2 separate regions of the Homo sapiens genome follow, and region 2 is linked to region 1. A link is a contact called in ENCODE Hi-C or POLR2A ChIA-PET data. All regions are on one chromosome and are shown on one strand. The core of a region is the stretch at or near the end of the contact, and the rest is flanking DNA. Distances in the headings are between cores, read along the strand shown. Region 1 has its middle 28 kb from the start of LINC01926. Region 2 overlaps LINC01926 (long intergenic non-protein coding RNA 1926).

Evidence for each region. A loop is a pair of places that touch in the nucleus more often than their neighbours do. ChIA-PET counts read pairs that join two places held with the same protein, here RNA polymerase II (POLR2A). Pooled maps may share reads with other maps.
Region 2: a map of aorta shows a loop between it and region 1 (6-fold over the local background). The contact joins two enhancer-like sites. A Hi-C loop is called at or near these places in 4 of 168 maps with a recorded cell type or tissue (Calu3, Right ventricle myocardium inferior, Right ventricle myocardium superior and 1 more), 1 of 37 single-sample maps with no recorded cell type and 8 of 50 pooled maps. POLR2A ChIA-PET finds 5 or more read pairs at or near these places in 2 of 52 experiments (Panc1 and WTC11).

What each region holds. Positions count from the first base shown.
Region 1 is chr18:58,782,503-58,789,631 of GRCh38, forward strand. No RefSeq gene overlaps it. Among named protein-coding and RNA genes, the nearest start is that of LINC01926, 28 kb to the right of the region's middle. RefSeq lists enhancers at 1-310, 311-1,072, 6,614-7,129. Within about 2 kb of position 2,934, at least 14 of the 41 ENCODE cell types and tissues checked have a DNase peak (open chromatin) inside an H3K27ac peak, as active enhancers do.
Region 2 is chr18:58,824,235-58,831,363 of GRCh38, forward strand. The region is part of intron 1 of LINC01926 (long intergenic non-protein coding RNA 1926); the gene reads left to right. Among named protein-coding and RNA genes, the nearest start is that of LINC01926, 14 kb to the left of the region's middle. Within about 2 kb of position 4,386, at least 5 of the 41 ENCODE cell types and tissues checked have a DNase peak (open chromatin) inside an H3K27ac peak, as active enhancers do.

The DNA.
Region 1 (7,129 bases), core at 1,684-4,183:
GAGACCTTGCCTTAAAAAAAAAAAAAAGAAACACACCTTGGGAAGGACAATGGGACCTCAGTTATCCTCTCCTTGTTGCCCCATTCTCTCTCCCACTTGTTCTCGCCCCGACACCCGAGTTGCTCTTCCTAGGAGCCCACTCCCTCTGACTCCCCAAGCCCAGCTAGGCAGCGGTTAATGCTTTCCAGAAAGAGGTCCCCAAATTTCCTTCATTGGCATGTGCGTTTGGAAAGAGGACCCTAGACAGAGCAAAGACCTCAGAAGAAGCATCCTCCGACACTGGCACTTCAGGCCCAGTTCATGTTAGACTACCTGGATCTAGAGGACACTTCATGGGGAAGCTTCCCATTGCCCTGAGATCACAGCAGTGCAGGAAAGCCCACCTCCTCTGTGTTTGTGGAAAGCTGGGTCCTGGGTATTGTTCCTCTATGTGGGTGATGCATTCAATAATGAAAAGGGCCATCATGAAATGGGTGACTGAGTCTCCCCAGTGTGTATTTAAGAGCATTGCAGGCCGGGCACGCAGCTCACCACAGAGGCCGAGGCTGGGTGGATGGCTTGAGCCCAGGAGTTCGAGACCAGCCTGGGCAACATGGCAAAATCCTGTCTCTACGAAAAATGCAAAAATTAGCCAGGCACGGTGGTGCATACCTGTAGTCCTAGCTACTCAGGAGGCTAAGGCTGGCGGATCAACTGATCCCAGGAGGTGGAGGCTGCAGTGAGCTGAGATTGTGCCACTGCACTCCAGCCTAGACAACAGAGCCAGACCCTATCTCAAAAAAAAAAAAAAAAAAAAAAAAGATATTTTCTAGGTCGAAATAATGATCTCTAAGAAAGTGGCAATATGAGAATTACTAAAAACATCAATATATCCCTCCAGAAGACATTTATGTTCTTTTTAAGACACTTAATGGCGTTTAGAATATATGCTAACATCTTTTTCATCGGGCATGGTCAGAAAAGTGGTCACTTTTACAATAATCGTGATCTCCATTTGGAAGCTCAAACCTTTACATATCAAGGCATTTAAATATCACTACTGGGGCCAGATGCAGTGGCTCACACCTGTAATCCCAGCACTTTGGGAAGCTGAGGCAGGATGATCACTTGAGGTCAGACATTCAAGACCAGCCTAGCCAACATGGTGAAACCCTGTCTCTACTATTAAAAAAAGAAATACAAAAATTAGCCAGGTGTGGTGGCACACACCTGTAGTCCCAGCTACTCAGGAGGCTAAGGAATGAATCGCTGAGAATCGCTTGAACCCAGGAGGCAGAGGTTGCAGTGAGCTGAGGTCACCCCACTGCACTCCAGCCTGGGCAACAGAGCGAAACTCCATCTCTAAATAAATAAATAAATAAATAAATAAATAAATAAATAAATATATGCCAGGCGCGGAGGCTCACGCCTGTAATCCCAGCACTTTGGGAAGCTGAGACAGACGGATCGCCTGAGGTCAGGAGTTCGAGACCAGCCTGACCAACATGGAGAAACCCCATCTCTACTAAAAATACAAAATTAGCCAGGCATGGTGGCACATGCCTGTAATCCCAGCTACTCAGGGGGCTGAGGCAGGAGAATTGCTTGAACCCAGGAGGCGGAGGTTGCAGTGAGCAAAGATTGCGCCACTACATTTCAGCCTGGGCAACAGAGCGAAACTCTGTCTCAAAATAAATGAATAAATAAATTAAATAAATAAAAATAAATATCACTATTGGCAAAAGCTTTCTAACATGCATTGCCTATCTAGGTCACAGTTTGCTAATGTCTTGTAGCCTGGATGGTTTTATTGATCCCCGAGAGAACTTTTATTATCCTGAGGGAAAACAGACTGGAAAGAGGACGGGAAATTTGTTTGGCTTTGGAATAGTGGTGGGGGAGGAATAAATGGGAAGAAGGAACGTGGGGAGAGATGGACGCTAAGCAGGAGAGATGGGGCGAGGGAGAGGGGACCACAGCCACGCAGAATGGAAGAGCAAGAAGAGCAGGGAGAGCGTGAAGGCGTGAGAACCGAGGCAGGGCAGGGGACTTCAGAGGCAGAAGCCCTTCAGAAGCTCTGCAAATCCAAATGCTAAGAAGAACATGCAGTCATTTTGACAAGGGCAGGTCAGAAAATGCCACGCGTGCGCACAGAGGATGGAAGGCCAGGACCCGCCGCCAAGCAGGGCTGTCGGGGACTGGTCGCCTCCTCTGGGCAGCGTCAAAGGGCAAGATTGGTCTGGTCCTCTTTCTAACACCTCCCACCCGGGATGCAGCCAAGAGTGGCTGCAGCCTAATTTTCTACATGTAAACAATGACCTCAGTGATGCCCACGGGGCCCCTCTCTGGCCTTCTCCCCCTGGGAAAAGACTGAGTTCTCGACGGGCATCCCCTCCCCCTCCGGAACCAAGGGCTCTGGGATGTTGACAGCCCCCGCCACCTCTGAGAAGGGCAGGCCGTGGAAAACCATCTCCTCCCTTCCTTCCCCCTCTGCCTTTCCTAGCTGGGGCCTCTGCACAATGCAGCTGGGCCAGGCCCTGTTGCTAAGGGAACCAGCAGAGGGCCCAGCCCCCTCCCCATAGAAATAACCCCAAGAGAGGAGTGAAGGATTCACTTGCCCTCATCTCCAGGCTTTGGAGGAGGGTAGGTGCCTGGCCAGCAGAGTGGCCACTGCTCACTGGCCCAGAGGAAGCAAGGCCACCAGCCTGATCCCACTTCTCCCTCCGGCCCATCTTCACTCCCCTCTCCTCAACCACAAGCCCCGCCAAAATAGAGACCCCCGGCTTTGCTCCCCTGCTGCAGGAAGGGAGAGCCACCGCCAGACACTGCCTGCCTGGTCCTCCTGTTCTGATCTCACCCGGTGCTTGGAATCAAAGAGGACCTGGCTTCCCTCTCGGGATACGTGATTTTCTTTGGTTGTGACTCATTGTCTGTAAATGTTGCTGGAGATGAATCAGACCCCACCTGCTACCTGCGGCTGAGATGCTGCCAACAGACACAGAAAGGTGTGCCGCAGCCACCACCCGCCTCCTCTCTCCCAGCTCTGAAGGAGCCCACAGCTCCCATGGGATGAGGTCTTCATCGTGGCTTTCAAGGCCTTCCTTAGAGCCTTTGGATCAGGGAAGCCTGCCCTAAACTGCACATTAGTGTCCATGACTCACCTTTGAAAAATTCCCATAACCAGGCCTCACCCGACCCTGCAAATACAGATGCAGTTACTCTGGGCAGGGACTCAGAGCAAGGAGTTTTTTAAGTGCCCCAGGTCCTGGGCTGAGAGCACCTAGTGGCTGTCTCAGATGCTCTAGCTCAGCCGAGATCCAGTGGCTTGTCCAAGTTCACATTGTCGGCTGGAGAGCTGGAGCAACAACACAGGATTCATGCCTTGAGCACAGTGTTCTATCATAGGATTTTCCTACTTAAAAAAGTAATTTGATAAAATTATTTTGGAAATGTATACAATATAGAAAGGTAAAAAGAAGTCCATTAAATCACCCCTAAACCTCAACACCCGGAGGTAAGCACTGTTAACATTGTGGGTTGTGTTTTTATTTATTTTCAAATATTTAATGTGTAAAACAGGTCATACAGAACACACAGCTGTGCGTCCTGCCCAGCCAAACTGACCATGTTTTTAGCAGGCTGTTGGCAAAGAGTGTCAAGAATATCTTAGAGCTGGGCATGGTGGCACGTACCTATAATCCCAGCTATTCAGATGGCCGAGGTGGGAGGATAGCTTGAGCCCAGGAGGTCAAGGCTGCAGTGAACTATAATTGCATCACTGCCCTCCAGCCTGGGCAACAGAGTGAGACCCTGTCTCTAAAATATATACATATATATTTTTTAATTGACATTTTTCAGCCCACTAATTCCATTTCTAAGAATCTATTCTGGCTGGGCACAGTAGCTCACGCCTGTAATCCCAGCACTTTGGGAGGCCGAGGCAAGTGGGTCACCTGAGGTCAGGAGTTCAAGACCAGCCTGGCCAACATGGTGAAACCCTGTCTCTACTAAAAATACAAAAAAATTAGCTGGTCATGGTGGCGGACACCTGTAATCCCAGATACTTGGGAGGCTGAGGCAGGAGAATCACTTGAACCCAGGAGGCAGAGGTTAGAGTAAGCGAAGATCACACCATTGCACTCCAGCCTGGGCAACAAGAGTGAAACTCCATCTCAAAAAACAAAGAATCTGTCTTCCAAGAATGGTCAGATGTAAGCGAAAAATTATTTACAGAGACTTTATTTTATTTTATTTTATTTATTTTCTGAGACAGGGTCTTGCTTTGTCACCCAAGCTAGAGTGCAGTGGTGTGATCATAGCTCACTGGAACCTCGACTTCTTGGGCTCAAGCCATCCTCCCCATTCCTCCCAAAGCACGGGATTACAGGTGTGAGCCACTGTACCCAGCCAGCTTTCATTTTAATGTAATTTATAATAGCCAAAATTGCCAACCTCATAAATGTAAAAAGTTAGAGGAATCGTCTAATAAATTGTAGTTTTGCATGGAATACTTTGAGGTCATTAAAACCACATTTTCAAAAAATGTGTGATGCCTATGATAATTGTCCTCTCCCACTATCCCTCCCTCCATGTTTGCCTCGATGCTCAATGCCTGTAAGCACGTGTTCCAGGAATACCCCTCCTCTGATCCTACTGTAACCCCTTTGAATGCTACGAGGCCAATTGATCTTTCTCTTTCAGATCACTCGTAGCATATATTGTCAGTACCAAGTGTTTTGGACGGTTTTTTCATTTTACTATTATTTACTATATACTACTTCTATTTGCTTCTCTGGCATGTATGTAAGAATGTGTGTGTGAGGCTGGGCACAGTGACTCATGCCTGTAATCCCAGCACTTTGGGAGGCCAAGGCGGGCAGATCATCTGAGGTCAAGAGTTCAAGATCAGCCTGGCCAACATGGCGAAACCTCGTCTCTACTAAAAATACAAAAATTAGCCAGGTGTAGTGGCGTGCGCCTGTAGTCCTAGCTACTCGGGAGGCTAAGGCAGAAGAATCGGTTGAACCAGGGAGGCAGAGGTTGCAGTGAGCTGAAATCTTGCCACTGCACTCCAGCCTGGGCGACAGAGTGAGATTCCGTCTCAAAAAATAAATAAATATATAAATAATGTGTGTGTGCGTACATTTGTGTCCATGTGTGATTGTGTATGTATTTGTAAGAGAGAAAAGGAACTCAGAATTACCAACGGCTCGAGGGCTGGAAGTGTGACTTACACATCTTCATTCTTTGCCAGCTCTTCAGTTTCAGCATATCTTAAACTAAATTCATCTCCCTCAAATCTGTGCCAATGCCACAAAAACCTTTTTTTTCCGTGCGCAAGACTTTCTAAACTGGCTCTTCCTCCTGCATTGCCAGTTCATTCGGTGATATCACCCCTTCTCCTTTGGGCCACCCAGATTTAAATATTTTGGAATTCCTGACCGTGGAATCCTACCATTGTGTTTTTTTTAAGTCTTGTCATGTGTCTTTTTCTGTTCCGTTGCCACCATCGCAGGCAGCAATTTTCCATCACTTCAACTCTGTCTCCGCTGAGCCATCTGCTGGCAGACTCTTGGCCCTTCAGACTATCTCGTGTTCAACCACTTGTTTCAGATATTTTTACCCCATCACTTCTCTGGCTAAAAAGCCACCGATGGCCACTTATAAACGGTCATTATTGAATGAAGTGCTAACTTCTTATCCTGGCACATGGGTCCCTCCTTAATTTGATCCCAACCCATCCATCTTCCTGGTTTTATTTTATTTATTTATTTAGAGATGGGGTCTCGCTATGTCGCCCAGGCTGGCCTCAAACTGCTGGGCTCAAGTGATCCTCCTGCCTCAGCCTCCCAAACTACTGAGATTACAGGCGTGGGCCACCACACCTGGCCCTTCTTCCTATTTTATATCACACCACTTCCTGACTAATATCCCAAGCTCCTGCCACGCTGGTGTAAGCACCAACCCCAGAACACACCCTGTGTCCTTGGGCCTCCTCCGCTTACTACTGACTGGTGAGATCTTGGATAATTTGCTTAACCACTTCCACCTTAACCCCTCATCTATAAAATGGGGATAATGCTAATGACACCTTCTTGAACTCCTGGCCTCAAGCAATCCTCCCATCTAGGCTTCCCAATGTGCTGGGATTACAGGCATGAGCCACCACGCCTGGAAACACCTTCTTTACAGGGATTGTGGTGAAAGCAAAGCAGATGCAAGAATGCAACAACCATCATTTATTTGCTCACAGTTTTGCAACTGGGGCTAAGCAGGCAGGGACTGCTTGGCAGCTGAGGTGGATCAACAGGGCTGGAGGATCTACCTCCATGTGGATCACTCGGAGTTGGTGACTTGGTGCTATTGGCTGGGAGTTCAGCTGGTACCATGGTCCTGGAGCCTCAATTGTACTCCACTTGGACTTTCCAGGTGGCTTAGGGACTTCCCATAGCATGTCAGCTGGGTCTTTCTAAGAGAGGGGAAGCAGAAATTGCCAGGCCTCTTAAGGATTAGACCTAACTGGCAGAGCATAACTTCCATCACATCCTATTTGTCAAAGCCGTCATAGGCCAGCCCAGATCCCAGCGGGTGGAGAGATAGGCTCCACCTCTCCAAAAGGGAGTGGTAGGTGCATGGGAGGAAAGAAAAAATAATGACAGCTATCTTTGAGATAAGTCCCCACCTTAGGGTTTCTGCAGCCTTGTCTAGTAGAAGAGATGCTCAACAGTTTGCATTTACTGAACTCTTAAAGCTTGTTACTTTTGTCCCAAGATTGCTTGGATTGCTGCCACAAATCATGATTTGACTTTTTCCTCTTGCTGTGATTAGTCATGATATTCCAAGTAAATATTAAGCTCTTTGAGGGCAAGACTCTTATCTACAGTAAACAATTTTTATTCCCCCCACAGAGATGTACACATTGTTAACTGTGAATATGCAGCATTTGACTTATTTTCAGCCCTAGCACTTGATTTATTGACAGCCGTAGTACACGGAAGGGAACACAAGAGTTGCTTTTATTGAATTTTTGTTGGGTCAGGAGGCTTTCTGGGCTCTGAGGAAGACTCAGAGAAACGGCTCCTTTGTTCTCCAGCCCTGCCCAGCCCAGAGCCTTCCAGAAGGGAAAACTCAGTGAGGAGGCTGCAGACTG
Region 2 (7,129 bases), core at 3,136-5,635, 43 kb after region 1:
ATTGCACTCCAGCCTGGACAACAAGAGCAAAACTCCGTCTCAAAAAAAAAAAAAAAAAAAAAGATTCTTTCTAGAAAGACTTCTATAGAAAATTTTTTCTAGGCTGGGCACAGTGGCTCATGCCTGTAATCCCAGCACTTTAGGAGGCCAAGGTGGGCAGATCACTTGAGCCCAGGAGTTTGAAACCAGCCTGGGCAACATGGCAAAACCCTGTCTCTTCAAAAAATCCAAAAATATTAGCCAGGCATGGTGGTGCTCACCTATGGTCCTAGCTTCTTGGGAGGCTGAGGCAGGAGTATTACCTGAGCCCAGGAGGTCGAGGCTGCAGTGACCTCCGGTGATTGCACCACTGCACTCCAGCCTGGGTGACAGAGTGAGATCCTGTCTCAAAACAAAAACAAAAACAGAAAAAAAACACACACGAAAATCTTTTCTGGAAAGTCTTCTTGGACCTCTTCAGATCTCTTCCTCCAGTGAATTCTGTGACACTAATTACTTTTTTCCCCCCATGATACATAGGGCTTTGGGCTATGAAAGTATAATTTTCAAAAAGATAAAAGCCTGACTCTCATACAAATGTAGAATGAACACATGTCAATTATGTATGTAACTAATTCACAAGGGTGCCAGGAGGATGTAAAACTAGTTCAAAGGAGAATTCAAAGAACAGAGGTCTATGTAGTCAGACAGGAAAGGCAGCCAAAAATAAGCTTTTTTTTTTTTTTTTGAGACAGAGTCTCGCTCTGTCATCCAGAATGGAATGCAGTGGCACAATCTCGGCTCACTGCAACCTCCACCTCCTGGGTTCAAGTGATTCTCCTGCCTCAGCCTCCTGAGTAGCTGGGACTACAGGTGTGTGCCCCCACACCCAGCTAATTTTTGTATTTTTAGTAGAGACGGGGTTTCACCATATTGTCCAGGCTGGTCTCGAACTCCTGGGCTCAGGTGATTCGCCTGCCTCAGCCTCTCAAAGTGCTGGGATTACAGGCATAAGCCACCACGCCCAGCCAAGAATAAATTTTCTAAATCACAGGCAAAATTGGTTAATGTCCTAACGGGCAATAGAACGGTAACCTTCCGAGTTATCTCGGATACTCTTGGAAATCTACTAGTTAACATGTAACTTGAGAGAATCTGAGCCTTCGTCATTAGTAAATAGCAAGAAGACAAAAGTGTATCTCCCAGTATTAAATAATCCTTGGGTGGGCTCTGGGCTAGATATGCTCCAGTATGATATTGAAATCTCCCAGTATTAAATAATCCTTGGGCGGGCTCTGGGCTAGCTATGCTCTGGCATGATATTGAAAGATATGCAGGAGTCCTTTCAGCTTATATCCAAGTTTTTGGCTAATTTGCCTTCACTGGGTCAACCACCCCATTTCATAAGAGGAAATACAAGTCTGGAGAGATTAGTTTACTTGTCTGAAATCACACAATTGGTAGGAGCTGAGCTAGAACATGAAACTAAGTCGGTGTGGCTATAGATTATACATCTCCAAATGCATACTAAAGGGTTAGAGATCCGCAGCCAGTGGAGTTAGCAGAGAACACGTCTCACTTGTGTGTGCACGTGGGAATCCAGGGGATATGGAATTTTTTTTAACCAGGGGATAAAAAACTGTTTTTTTGAGACAAGGTCTTGCTCTGTCACCCAGGCTGGAGTACAGTGGTGTAATCACGGCTTGCTGCAGCCTAGACTTCTGCGGCTCAAGCAATCCTCCCACCTCAGCCTCCTGAGTAGCTGGTACTACAGGCATGCACCACCATGCCCAGCTAATTTTTTTACTTCTTGTGGAGATGGGGTCTCAGTATGTTGCCCACGCTGGTCCCAAACTCTTGGGCTCCAGCCATCTTCCCGCCTCAGCCTCCAAAAAGCTGGGATTACAGGTGTGAGCCACCACGCCTGACCAACAAATGCTTATTGATTGTCGTGAAAGTCCAGTGGCCTAGCTAGACTACCTTTCAATACCACTGGTGAGAAACAACAGCTTAGTAGTATATAACTAGCTGATCTTAGGTGCCATTTAGCGAAAGAGTTAAATGACTGTATGTTTTATTTTATTGGCTAGATTGTAATTTTGAGGCCAGGTGTTTGAGACCAGGTGTTTGAGACCAGGTATTTGGAATTCACACTTACCCAGTAAGTATTTGTTGAGTACTATCTGTGGCAGATTACCTTGCCTCTATTTTTTTTTTTTTTTTTTTTTTGAGACGAAGTTTTGCTCTTCTTACCCAGGCTGGAGTGCAATGGCACAATCTCGGCTCACTGCAACCTCTGCCTCCTGGGTTCAAGCGATTCTCCTGCCTCAGCCTCCCAAGTAGCTGGGATTACAGGCATGCACCGCCACGCCTGGCTAATTTTGTAGTTTTAGTAGAGATGGGATTTCCCCATGTTGGTCAGGCTGGTCTCGAACTCCCAACCTCAGGTGATCTGCCCGCCTTGGCCTCCCAAAGTGCTGGAATGATTACAAGTGTGAGCCACCTCACCCAGCAGATTACATTTTTTAAAGGTAGCCACACCTACATATTTATCCCACCTCACATGCCCTTCCTACACCCTTTCCAGGGAAAGGAAACCCAGGTTCCCCCACTGCTTGTATCTGAGCAATGACTGCTCTAAGGGAACACAGCAGAAGTGATGCAGTGATGCTCCCTGGTTTCTGAGGCTAGGTAGTAACCATGAGGGAGGAAAATAGGGTTTAGACAAAGGGAATCTAAAGCAGATTCACACTGGCTTCCTAGAACTAAATCAAAAGGAAAACCCCAACTTTCCACACCTAAGCAATGAAAGGACAGGAGGCTACTCCCTTTGCAAACCCTGCCCCCTTTTTTCTGTGTGACAGATGGAAAATCAAAAGTACCTCTGATTGGTTGCTTTCTGCAACCAATCAGACTGACTGTGGGCCACTACTTCATTTACATAGGGTGTAACCAAGTGTGTGCGGAATAATCCGTGAGTTCTTGGTCTTGCTGACTTCAAGAATGAAGCCGTGGACCCTCGCGGTGAGTGTACAGTTCTTAAAGATGGTGTGTCCGGAGTTTGTTCCTTCAGATGTTCAGATGTGTCCAGAGTTTCCTCCTTCTGGTGGGTTCGTGGTCTCACTGACTTCAGGAATGAAGCTGCAAACCTTCACAGTGGGCCTTACAGCTCTTAAAAGCAGTACATCTGGAGTTGTTCATTCCTTCCAGTGGGTGGTCTTGCTGGCTTCAGGAGTGAAGCTGCAGACCTTCACAGTGTTACAGTTCACAAAGGCAGCAAGGACTCAAAGAGTGAGCAGCGGCAAGATTTATCACAAAGAGCAAAAGAACAAAACTCACACACTGCAGAAGCGGACCCAAGCCAGTTGCCACCGCTGGTTCCGGCAGCTTGCTTTTATTCCCTCATCTGGCCCCACCCACATACTGCTGATTGGTCCACTTTACAGAGAGCTGATTGGTCCATTTTACAGAGAGCTGATTGGCCTGTTTTGACGGGGTGCTGATTGGTGCATTTACAATCCCTAAGCTAGACACAGAGTGCTGATTGGTGTATTTAAAATCCTCTAGCTAGACAAAAAAGTTTTGCAAGTCCCCACTAGATTAGCTAGACACAGAGCACTGCCCCCCGGAAGGCAGGTGAGGCCCTTGGAGAATTCCAGCGCGGTGTGGTAGGGCCGGCAGTGCTGAGGGACCCGGCGCACCCTCTGCAGCTGCTGGCCCTGGTGCTAAGCCCCTCACTGCCTGAGGCCGGCAGGGCCGGCTTGCAGGGCCCGCGGAACCCACGCCCACCCGGAACTCATGCTGGCCCGCGAGCGCCACGCGCAGGCCCGGTTCCCGCCTGTGCTTCTACTTCCCACACCTCCCCTCAAGCAGAGGGAGCCGGCTCCGGCCTCAGCCAGGCCAGAGAGGGGTTCCCACAGTGCAGTGTCGGGCTGAAGGGCTCCTAGAGCATGGCCAGAGCGGATGCTGAGGCCGAGGAGGCGCCGAGAACAAGCAAGGCTGCTGGCACGTTGTCACCTTTCACAAGGAACCAATGGGAAACCTTTAGAGGGTATTTAAACCCCAGAAAATTCTGTAAAGGGGCTCCTGAGCCCCTATGCTGAGCCGGTTCCCACCTTGTGGAGTGTACTTTTGTTTTCAGTTCCTTTTGTTGCTTCATTCTCTCCTTGCTTTGTTTTTGCGTTTTGTCCAATTCTCTGTTCAAAACGCCAAGAACCTGGACATCCTCCACCAGTAACCAAACGGTTATAGTATCACCTGGTTCTCTATCTTTTCCTCTGTCCGGATGCTTGCCCTTTGAACCTAACCACCACATTGTGAGAAAGCCCACTTGGAGAGACTCTGTGTGGATGTTCTGACCAACGTCCTTGGGCCACCAGCCAGCAGCTCCATGTGATGAACCCCAGACATGGGAGTGAACAGGGCTTCAGATGATTTCAGCCCACACTCTTCAAGTCTTCCCACGGAGGCCCAGACATCGTGGAGCAGAGGTCAGTTACCCCTGCTGTACCCTCTCTGAATTCCTAACCCACAGAAACTAAGAGAGATAATAAATGACTTTTGTTTTGTTTTAAGCTACAATGTTTTGGAGTCACTTCTTCCGCAGCAATAGGTAATTAATACACCAGCTATGTTCTTGGCAGGTTGGCATTGCTGGTTTAACTTTTCATCCGCAGTTCAAATGTAAGCGTCACGAGGTTTTTTAATTCCAGCTTCGCCAAGCCATGAATTTGACCCTTGCCAGGAGCAGGGGCTCACATCTGTAATCCCAGCACTTTGGCAGGCTGAGGCGTGAGGATAGCTTGAGCTCAGAAGTTCAAGACCAGCCTGGGCAACATAGCAAGGCCCCTACCTACAAAAAAAAAAAAAATTAGCCTGGCCTGGTGGCATGTACCTGTAATCCCAGCTACTTGGGAGACTGAGGTGGGTGGTTTGTTTGAGCCAGGAAGCTGTGTTCATGCCACTGCACTCCAGCCTGAATGACAAAGAGAGACCTTGTCCAAAAAAAAAAAAACAACAACAACAACAAAAAAGAACTCTGCTAAATGACATTTCAGCAACTGTTCCAGCCAACGCATAATGACATTTTATAGGGAACTGCTTTGCTAGAGGGGAGATGTGCACACTTGTAGCATTATGAAGGTCTCCGGAGGTATCCCTTTAAGCTCTCAATGGCCAACCGTGCTTCTTTATGTTTTCCCAAGGCTCTGAGCTCAGAAGTTCCCAGCCTGTGAGGTATGAGAGTTTCCCAAGTCTTCTGCCAAAAAACCTCAGTTCAGGAGAAAAATAAACTCAAGAGTCCTCTGATTAAACCAGTCTTTATTGCAGTCTGACTTGGAGCTTTTGGCCTTAGTGGCAAAGAAGGTGATTAAGTAGTTTTCCCAGGAATAGGCCTAATTCAGCTAAAGTGGACTTTCAGGAATATTCTGTTTAAGAGCATGAGCACATGCTACTACAAAGAGCAGCTTTTGTTTTGTTTTGTTTTTGTTTTTGAGACGGGTGTCTCACTATGTTGCCCAGGATGGCTTCAAACTCCTAGGCTCAAGAGATTTTCCGAGTAGCTGGGACTACAGGTGTGCACCACTGCACACGGCGCTAATCCCATTTTACTTATCCATGTGTTTATTTACTGTCTCCCCCACTAGGATGTTGTATTTGTCTGTTTTCACGCTGCTGATAAAGGCATACCTGAGACTGGGCAATTTACAAAACAAAGAGGTTTAATGGACTTACAGTTCCACGTGGCTGGGGAATCATGTCGGAAGGCAAGGAGGAGCAAGTCACGCCTTACATGGATGACAGCAGGAAAAGAGAGCTTGTGCAGGGGAACTCCTCTTTATACAACCATCAGATCTCATGAGACTTACTCACTATCACAAGAACAGCAGGGAAAGACTTGCCCCCATGATTCAATTACCTCCCACCAGGTCCCTCCCACAACATGTGGGAATTCAAGATGAGATTAGGGTGGGGAAACAGCCAAACCATATCAGATGTGAACTCCATGCCAGCAGGAACCTCTGTTTTTTCACTTATATATCTCTGGTGCCAAGAGGCTATCAAATAATAAGGGCTGAATAAATAAATGATCCATTTTCACATACTTTTAGGTCATTGTGTAAACATGGTACTGCTACTACTACTAATAATAATATCAATAATACCAACCTGGGCAACATAGCAAGACTTCGCCCCTACAAAAAAAATCAAAAACATTAGCCAGGTGTGGTGGCACATGCCTGTGGTCCCAGTTATGTGGGAGGCTGAGGTGAGAGGATTGCTTGAGTCCAGGAGGTTGAGGCTGCAGGGAGCTGTGATCACACCAGTGTACTCCAGCCTGCATGACAGAGCAAGACCCTGTCTCAAAATTAATAATAATATCAACAGTAACAACAACTGTTTCATATGGTTAAAATAAAGAGATGGTCAAAAGTATGATTTCATGAATCACACAGCTTATTGCCATACAAAGTTTTTTTCTTTATCAAAATGCTAAACGGGGAAGAATAAAAATCTCACAGAGGCCGGATGCAGTTCACACCTGTAATCCCAGTACTTTGGGAGGCTGAAGCGGGCAGATCACCTGAGGTCAGGAGTTCGAGACCAGCCTGGCCAACATGGTGAAACCCTATCTCTACTAAAAATACAAAAATTAGCCAGGCATGGTGGCGGGCACCTGTAATCCCAACTACTCAGGAGGCTGAGGCAGGAGAATCACTTGAACCTGGTAGGTGGAGGTTGCAGTGAGCCGAGATCACACCATTGCACTCCAGCCTGGGTAATAAGAGTGAGACTCTGTCTAAAAAAAAAAAAAAATTACACTTGATAGATGAAGTACATTAAAAAAAATTACACTTGATAGACGAAGTCACATAGTGAGTAAGCTCCAACTTCGAGTCCAGTTGTTAAAATGGAGTTGCCCAATTAGGATGGAGGCAGTCTTCTGTGGATGCAAAGTCTAATCAATGTTTCTAGGAGAGGTTCTAGGAAGAGATGGCTTGACCAATGCAGCAGAGATCCATGACAACACACAGGCCCCTCAATGCCGGGGGCGGGGACAAAAATTATCTCATCTAATTCTCACAGTTGTTCTATGTAGATATTACTACTCTGCCCATTCTACAGTAAAGAAGTCGAGCTTTAGAGATAG